3 separate regions of the Homo sapiens genome follow, and regions 2 and 3 are each linked to region 1. The links are chromatin contacts, found by Hi-C or POLR2A ChIA-PET in ENCODE. All regions are on one chromosome and are shown on one strand. Each heading gives the region's core, a stretch centred on a gene start or an enhancer-like site at or near the end of the contact. The rest is flanking DNA. Distances are from core to core; before and after follow the strand shown.

Region 1 (3,155 bases), core at 318-2,817:
CAATAAATATCTAATAAATAAATAAACAAGTGCTTTGATTCCTCTCTTCCACAAGCCCTCCCAAAACTGTTCTCCCTGAGACTTCTTTACCTCAGTGTTTCAAGCCTACAACTTCAGTCATCTCTGATTCCTCTCTCTTCACTCCACATCCACTCCATTCTACCTTCAAAACATATCTCAGAGGGCTCCATCTCCAGGTGACCACCATTGTTCTTCACCTGTTCCCACTGAAACATCTTCTTAATAGAACTAATTCCGGAGCAGCCATAGTGTTCTCCACTGAATTGCCTGCATGTCTGCAAACTCCAATGAGATGCTGCTCCTGCTCTGACTAAAATGCTCCGGCAGATCCCTGTTGCACCTAAAGTAAAATTCCAGCTCCTTCTCACGGTCTGCAAGCCCCAGCTGCTCTGGCCTGTGCCTCCTTCCCAGGCCGCCCGCACCTCACTGCTGGTTGCACTTCCTTCATCCCAGGAGGACTCCTGCCCATGGCCCTGCTCCTGCAGCTCTTCCTGCCAGGAGACTTCTTTCCTCAGCTGAAGCTGAACCCGCACAGCTAAGGACTCCCTGTCATGGGCCCTCACCTCACATGTCACCTCCTCAGAGAAGCCCGTGCTATCGAATGTTGCCCTCCCCCAGCATCATCCTGTTTTATTTTCCTATTATAATCAAAACCGATCTTATTTATTGTTTATTTGCTTTGTCCGGTCTCTTTCCCAACAAGGATGTAAGTCCCACGGGTGGGGAGACGGAGACTCTGTCTGACTTCTTCACTGTGGTGTCGCCAGCACCCAGAACAATTCGCAGCCATGGCAGCCTTCTAGAAACATCCTTTGAAATAGTGGGTGCTTGGATTTCTCTCAAACACATAACTAGAAAACATTTGTTTTCTTCTGAGTAATCTTCATTATATTTCTTTTTCTTTTTCTTTTTTTTTTTTTTTTGAAACGGAGTCTCCCTCTTTCTCCAGGCCGGACTGCAGTGGCGCTATCTCGGCTCACTGCAAGCTCCGCCTCCCGGGTTCACGCCATTCTCCTGCCTCAGCCTCCCGAGAGTAGCTGGGACTGCAGGAGCCCGCCACCGCGCCCGGCTAATTTTTTTTGTATTTTTACTAGAGACGGGGTTTCACCGTGTTAGCCAGGATGGTCTCGATCTGCTGACCTCGTGATCCGCAGTGCCCCTTTTCTGTTTCTTTTTTTTTTTCTTTTTTCTTTTTCTTTCTTTTTTTTTTTTTTTTTTTTTTTTTTTTTTTTTTTTTTTTGAGACGGAGTTTCGCTCTTGTCACCCAGGCTGGAGTGCAATGGCGTGATATTGGCTCACTGCAACCTCTGCCTCTGGGATTACAGGCGTGAGCCACCGCGCCCCGCCCTATTGTATTTCTAAATGAGTATCTGTGTGTATCTAACTCCAAATATTAAATTCATAGCAGAGCTATGATGTGCTCAAGGCCACAGAACAGCCATGACCATGACCACTGACATTATCCTAAAGTGCTAGAATTATATAAGGCAGGAATGGCTAAAACCAGTAATTTCAAAAGAAAAAGAAATGCACCACTAGATGGCACTGTCTTTCCAACTTAAATATGATTTCAGTTAATTCAGAATCCGAAGAAGCTCGAGTTTTCTAATCTTCACCCCCTTGTTTCACGGAACAGCACATTTGCCAAGTTTTAGATCATGCACTTTTTCTGGTAAGCAAGTTAAAATTTCATGATAATCATTGCTGTCTTTATGATCACGTTTATATTAGCAAGCATTTTTTTTTTTTTGACATGGAGTCTCGCCCTGTTGCCCAAGCAACAGGCGTGATGCGATGGCGTGATCTTGCCTTAGCTCACTGCAACCTCCGCCTCCTGAGTTCAAATGATTCTCTAGCCTCAGCCTCCCAAGGGATTACAGGTGCCCGCCACCACACCAAGCAGCTCCCCCAGGCTTGCTGCCACCTTGCAGTTTGATCTCAGACTGCTGTGCTAGCAATCAGCGAGACCCCGTGGGCATTGGACCCTCTGAGCCATGTGTGGGATATAATCTCCTGGTGCGCCATTTTTTAAGCCCATCGGAAAAGTGCAGTATTAGGGTGGGAGTGACCCAATTTTCCAGGTGCCATCTGTCACCTCTTTCTTTGGCTAGGAAAGGGAACTCCCTGACCCCTTGCACTTCCTGAGTGAGGCAATGTCTTGCCTTTCTTCGGCTCGCACATGGTGCACTGCACCCACTATCCTGCGCCCACTGTCTGGCACTCCCTAGTGAGATGAACCCGGTACCTCAGATGGAAATGCAGAAATCACCCATCTTCTGCATTGCTCATGCTGGGAGCTGTAGACAGGAGCTGTTCCTGTTCAGCCATCTTGGCTGCAGCCCACTCTATGTCTTTTAATGGGAGAGTTTAGTCTATTTACTTTCAATGTAATTATAAGTAAGGACTTACTTCTGCAATTTTGTTATTTGTTTCTGGTTATTTTGTGGTCTTCTCTTTCTTCTTTCCTTCCTTCTTGTCTTGCTTTTAATGAAGATAATTTTCTCTGGTAGTAGATTTAACTTCTTGCCTTTCATTTTTTGTGTATCTGTTTTGTTTTTTATTTGAGTTTACCCTGAGGTTTGCAAATAATATAACCCATTATTTATGCTGATCACAACTTAACACTAATTACAGAAACAAACTAACAATGAAGCAAAAAGAGAACCAATACAAATGTTACACTTTATTTTGTGCCCCCAACTTTTTGAGGTGCTCCCACCTCAAGAACCCAGACAAAGAAGAGAAAAATAAATTCAAAGCAAGCAAAAACAAGAAAATAATAGTTATAAGAGCAGAAATCAATAAAATTAAAAACAGAAAAACAAAAGAGATAATCAATTAAAAAGAGCTGGTTCTTTGAAAAAATCAATAAATTTGAAAAACTCTATCAAGACTGCCAATGAAAAAAGAGAGAAGACTCAAATCATCAGTACCAGTAATGAAACAGGAGACATTAATAGAGACCCTACAAACATTAAAAAGATAATAAGGGAATGCTAAAAACACTACAGACATAAATTTGACAACTTTAAGGAGATGAACCAATACCACAACTCACTTAATATGAAATAAATTATTTGAATAATCCTATACCAAATAAGAAAATTGAATTCAAAATTTCAAAACTCCCAAAA
Region 2 (2,885 bases), core at 236-2,735, 65 kb after region 1:
ATATGTGAAAATTAAACAACACAGTTTTCAACAAGCAATGGGTCAAAAAAGAAATCACAAGGGAAGTTAGAAAATATCTTGAGATAAAGGAAAATAAAAATACAATGTACCAAAATGTGTAAGATGCAGCAGAAGCAGTGCTAACAGAGAATTTTATAGCTATAAATATGTGCATTATAAAAGGAAGAAAGTGGCTAGGCATGGTGGGTCATGCCTGCAATCCCAGCACTTTGACAGGCTGAGGGAGGAGAACTTCTGGAGGCCAGGAATTTGAGACCAGCCTGGGCAACAAAGCAAGACCCCATCTCCACAACTTAAGAAAAAAAAAAAAAGAAGTAGAAGAAAGTTTGCAAATCAACAACCTAACTTTATACCTCAGGAAACTAGGAGAGAAAAAAAACTACACCCAAAGCTAGCAGAAGGAGGAAAATCCTAAAGATTAGATTAAATCAGAGATAAATGAAATATAGAATATAAAAACAATAGAAAAAAATCAACAAAACTAAGAGGTGGTTTTTGAAAACACCAACAAAATTAACAAATGCTTAGCTAGATTAACTAAGGAAAAAAGATTCAACTAATAAATCAGAAATAAAAAAGAGAACATTAGAACCCATGCCATAGAAATCAAAAGGATTATAAGAAAATACCATCAACAGTTAATTATATGTCAACAAATTGGATAATTTAGAAGTGCATAAATTTCTAGAAATATACAACCTAATAAGAGTGAATCATGAAGAAGTAGAAAAAACGAACAGACTTATAACTACGAAGGAGATTAAACTGGTTCAAAAACCTCCAAACAAACAACAGCCCAGAACCGGATGACTACCAAACATTTAAGGAAGAATTAGAACCAATGTTTCTCAAAGTCATTTACAAAAATGAATATAAAAAACACTTCAAAGCTCATTATATGAGGCCAGTATTACCCTGATTTCAAAGTCAAACAAAGACATTACATGAAAAGAAAACTACAGACCAATATTTGTGATGATCAGGTTGGCTTTATTCCTGGAATGCAAGAATGATAGAACATGTGGCAGGGTGTGCTGGCTCATGCCTGTAATCCCAGCACTTTGGGAGGCTGAGACAGGAGAATCCCTTGAACCCAGGAGGCAAATGTTGCAGTGAGCTGAGGTCATGCCACTGCACTCCAGCCAGAATGACAGAATGAGATTTCATCTCAAAAAAAAAGAATAATACAACATGCAAAAATCAATGTAATACACTATAGTAATAGAATAAAGGACAAAACAGCATGATCATTTATATTGATGTAGAAAAAATGTTTAACAAAATTTAACACCTTTTATCACGAAAACACTCAGCAAACTAGGAATAGAAGGAAAATAACATAATAAAGGCCATATATGAAAAATCCACAGGTAAACTTACACTCAATGGTAAAAGATTCAAACTTTTCTTCTGGATTAGGAACAAGACAAGTATACTCTGTCTCTTCGCTTCTATTCAATATAGTATTTGAATTTCCAAGCAGACCAATTAGGAAAAAAAAATTAAGCAAGAAAAGACATCCAAAGAATAAAAGAAAAAAGTAAAATTATCTCTGCTCACAGATGACTTGATCCTATATGCATAAAATCCTAGACTCCTGCATAAAATCTAGAAAACTGTTAGATGCATATATGCATAAAATCCAGAAAACTGTTGGAACTATTAAACAAATTCTGGAAAGTTGCAGGATCCAAAATCGACACACAAAAATCAGTTGCCTTTCTATAAATTAACTATAAACAATCCAAAGGTAATTAAGAAAATAATTTAATTACAATACCATCAAAAATAGTAAAATACTTAGGAATAAACTTAGCCAGGGAAATAAAAGGCTTGTACACTGAAAACTACAAAACAGTACTGAAAGAAGTCACAAATAAATGTAAAGACATTGGTATTCATGGATTGGAAGATTTAATGTTAAGATCTCCAAAATATCAGATGTATTCCCCAAATCTGTACAACATTATGTATTAATTTGAAAAGTCAATAGAACCCAAAGCAGTCTACAAATTATATGTAATCCCTATCAAAATCTAAGCTGCATTTTTTGAAAAAAGAGAAAAATTTATCTAAATATTCATATATACTCTGACTAGACAATCTTGAAAACTAACTGAGTTGAAGGTCTCATGCTCCGTGATCTCAAAACATGTTACAAGACTACAGTAATTAAAACAGCATGACACTGGCTTAAAGAGAGACATATAGACCAATGGAATAGAATAAAGAACCCATTAAAAGAAAACTCCACATATATGGTCAAATAATATTTACAGCATTCCAGATCCGCTCAATGAGGGAAGAACATTCTCTTCAACAAACAGTGTTGGGAAACTTGGATATCCACACATGAAAGAGTGAAGTTGAAACTTTGTCTTATGCCATATACAAGAATTAACTCAAAATGGATTTAAAACTTAAATGGAAGATCTAAAACTATAAAACTCTTAGAATAAGGGGATATGGCAATTATTTTTTAATATGACACCAAAAGTACAGACAACAAAAGAAAAAATAGACAATTGGGACTACATCAAACTTTTTAAAACTTTTATGCATTAAAGGACATAACAATGTTAAAAAAAACTTGTGGATGGAAGAAAATATTAGTAAATTATATATCTGATAAAGAGTTAATATCCAGAATATATAAATAATTTCTACAACACAATATTTAAAAATAATATGATTTTAAAATGGCAAAAGGATTTGAATAGACATTTCTTTTAAAATTATATATGAATGGGCAAAAAACATAAGAAAAAATGCTCAGCATCCAAACTGGAAAGGAAATCATTAGAGAAATGTAAATCAAAACCACAATGTAATATCTCCTCACAAAAATTGAGTGGTTTACTATT
Region 3 (2,843 bases), core at 4-2,503, 100 kb after region 1:
TCATCTGGGGTCAGGAGTTCAAGACCACCTGGTCAACATGGTGAAACCCCGTCTCTACTAAAAATACAAAAATTAGCCAGGCGTGGTGGCATGTGCATGTAATCCCAGCTACTCAGGAGGCTGAGACAGGAGAATCACTTGAACCCAGGAGGTGGAGGTTGCAGTGAGCCGAGATCGTGCCATTGCACTCCAGCCTGGGCAACAAGAGTGAAACTCTGTCTCAAAAAAAAAAAAAAAAAAAAGAAGAAGAAGAAGAAAGAAGGAAAGAAAGAGAGAGAGAGAAAGAAAGAAAGAAAGAAAGAAAGAAAGAAAGAAAGAAAGAAAAAGAAAGAAAGAAAAGAAAGAAAGAAGGAAAGAGACAGAAAGAAAGAAGGGAAGAAAGAAAGAAAGAAAGAAAGAAAGAAAGAAAGAAAGAAAGAAAGAAAGAAAGAAGGGAAGAAAGAAAGAAAGAAAGAAAAAAAGAAAGAAAGAAAGAAAAAGAAAGAAAGAGAGAAAGAGAAAGAAAGAAAGAAAGAAAGGAGAGACAGAACGAAGGAAAGAAGGAAGGAATTATTTCCCTTTTTCCCACCCACGCCTCACCACAAACCTTGTTGTGGGGATAACATGTAAAAGTGAACAAAACTGAGAAGATCACATCGCATATCACTCAGCCTCTAGTGGGAGACACAGGCAATAAACAGGAAAAGTTAAAAACAGTACTAGGTAGTGGTGAGTGCAATTAGCCTCCCGCAGCATAAAGGGAGGAGAATAACCAGTGGCTCTTTCATGCAGAGAATCAGGGTAGACCTCTGGGGAGAGACCCGCACTCAGACTGGGATGGAATTATTTATTTTATGCGTGTTCAGTTAGGAGTAGAGGTGCTCTGTCGTGATTATCTAATCTTGGGAGGAACAATGTCAGACGGGTTTCAAGATGAGTATGAGAATTGGTCTTCCTTCTGAAAAAACAAGAATTGAGTTCACACTAATCACAAATACATCAAGCCTATTTGAGTCTTGTGTGTGTCATGGATTGAAGTGTATCTTTCCACTTAGTCAAGAAGTTCCAATGAGAAGAATGCTCCTTAACTTCCTAAGTGCAACAGAGTAGTTGAACTGAGCCATGGATGGTAAATCTACTTAAGAAAGCACATGCCATGGAAAGATAGCATTGGCTGCCCTGCCTACTTCTGATGGCACAGCCTTGCAGGAAGGGAAAGAAGCCAAGAGGCAAAAGCCTGGTCTTGTTCTGAAAGGCACAAGGAGGTGGAAGATTAGGGGAAACTCACCCAAAAATGACTCAGCTCTGAACTCAGACTCAAGAAGCCACAATAAGCAACATGAATGGAACTGGAGGGAAATAAACCAGGCGTAGAAACACAAATGTTGCATATTCTTACTCATGTGGGAACTAAAAACATGCATTTCAAGGAGAATAGAATGATGGTTATCAGAGACTGGGAACAGTTGTGGGTGGGGGTGTTAAGAGAGGTTGCTTAATGGGTACAAACATATAGTTAGATAGAAGGTATAAGTTCTAATGTTTGACAGCAGAGTAGGAGAACTATAGTTAACAGTAATATATTGTATACTCCAAAATAGCTAGACAGGAAGATTTGAAATGTTCCCAACACATAGAAATGACAAAAGCTTGAGGTAATGGATACCCTAAATATCCTGACTTGATCATTACACAGTCTATGCGTGTAACGAAATACCATATGTACCCCATAAATATGTACAAATATTATGTATCAATAAAAATTTTTAAAAAGAAGCTGCAATCAACATTTCATCATTATCTTTTCAGCAGCATCCTTACAAAGTTACAGAGACATCTTAAGATGTATCCCTCTTCCTCTGAATCTTCCTGGGATAGAACAAATGAAAACTAAACAAGGAGTGGGCTGGGAGGAGCTGTCAACATCCATCCTAAGGAAAAGTCTGTTAGGGCTATGAGCTTCCTCTGTCCTAGAGTAGAGCTGGGAAAATAGAGTCTTGACAATTGATTTCTTATTCTTTCTTTCTCTAAATCCCCAATGAATATGTTTTTCTTTTTAGTGCTCAGTGGTAGACAGGGCTTAATTCTGTTTAGTTATGCAAACAGGCCAGAAGAAACTGAAATAGGCTATAAATGTTTGAAGCTGGCCAAAAGAAGATGTAGTCACACAAGATACCCTCTGGAGGAAAGTGACTGTCAGGAAAGTCACTTTCCTGACCAGCAAAAGGACCAGCACTATTTTGTCCTGCTGAAGAAGTACATTTGTCCTGCTGCTGTCATGGGGACAGTGGCTCCAGGGCTTCCTGTGGACATGCCACAAGTTCCACTCCATGAGTCAGGAGATCATGCGGTCAGCTGGGGGGAACTTAGGGTTGCTCTCTTGAGCTTAGCCTTATGCTGCGTGTCTGCTTTGCCAACCACAAAAACGATAGTTTCATAGCAAGTTGCAGGCTCCCTGGAAACTTAACCTACCTACTAGGATACATTTACAGCTGCTTTTCTCCTGGCATCAGGCTGGAGATCAAGAAATACATAAAACATAGTCCCTGCCCTCAGTTAGCTCAGAATATGGTGGGGGAATGGAGACAGAAGCAAATACTGGTGGGACAAGTGACGATGGGCCAAAATATGGGCTTAAACAAAGGTTGTGGGAGCTCAGAAAAGGAGCAACTCACTCTGCCTGAAAGAGTCATGGAGGGCTCCACGGAAAAAGCAACATTTGTGCAGGAGGAGATTAGAACACAGAGGAGAAGGATAGCAGCACTCCAGATGAAGGGAAGGAAATGTGCCAAGATTTCATGGGAATGAGAAGATGTAAACTGCTCAGGAAAAACCATGGTTGAAGCTCTTCACAGTGGCTGAAG

The links. A loop is a pair of places that touch in the nucleus more often than their neighbours do. ChIA-PET counts read pairs that join two places held with the same protein, here RNA polymerase II (POLR2A). Pooled maps may share reads with other maps.
Region 2: POLR2A ChIA-PET joins it to region 1 with 10 read pairs in A549. The contact joins the promoter of OR13A1 here to the enhancer-like site in region 1. A Hi-C loop is called at or near these places in 2 of 168 maps with a recorded cell type or tissue (K562 and heart right ventricle) and 3 of 50 pooled maps. POLR2A ChIA-PET finds 5 or more read pairs at or near these places in 2 of 52 experiments (A549 and H1).
Region 3: a map of GM12878 shows a loop between it and region 1 (13-fold over the local background). The contact joins two enhancer-like sites. A Hi-C loop is called at or near these places in 1 of 168 maps with a recorded cell type or tissue (GM12878), 16 of 37 single-sample maps with no recorded cell type and 8 of 50 pooled maps. POLR2A ChIA-PET finds 5 or more read pairs at or near these places in 1 of 52 experiments (WTC11).

Annotation. Positions count from the first base shown.
Region 1 is chr10:45,248,689-45,251,843 of GRCh38, forward strand. No RefSeq gene overlaps it. Among named protein-coding and RNA genes, the nearest start is that of OR13A1, 65 kb to the right of the region's middle. Within about 2 kb of position 1,568, at least 5 of the 41 ENCODE cell types and tissues checked have a DNase peak (open chromatin) inside an H3K27ac peak, as active enhancers do; they include GM12878, where a contact is called at or near this core.
Region 2 is chr10:45,314,123-45,317,007 of GRCh38, forward strand. OR13A1 (olfactory receptor family 13 subfamily A member 1) reads right to left here and starts at 1,486. Exons shown (of 4, transcript NM_001004297.3): 1 at 1,402-1,486.
Region 3 is chr10:45,352,123-45,354,965 of GRCh38, forward strand. No RefSeq gene overlaps it. Among named protein-coding and RNA genes, the nearest start is that of ALOX5, 21 kb to the right of the region's middle. Within about 2 kb of position 1,254, at least 2 of the 41 ENCODE cell types and tissues checked have a DNase peak (open chromatin) inside an H3K27ac peak, as active enhancers do; they include GM12878, where a contact is called at or near this core.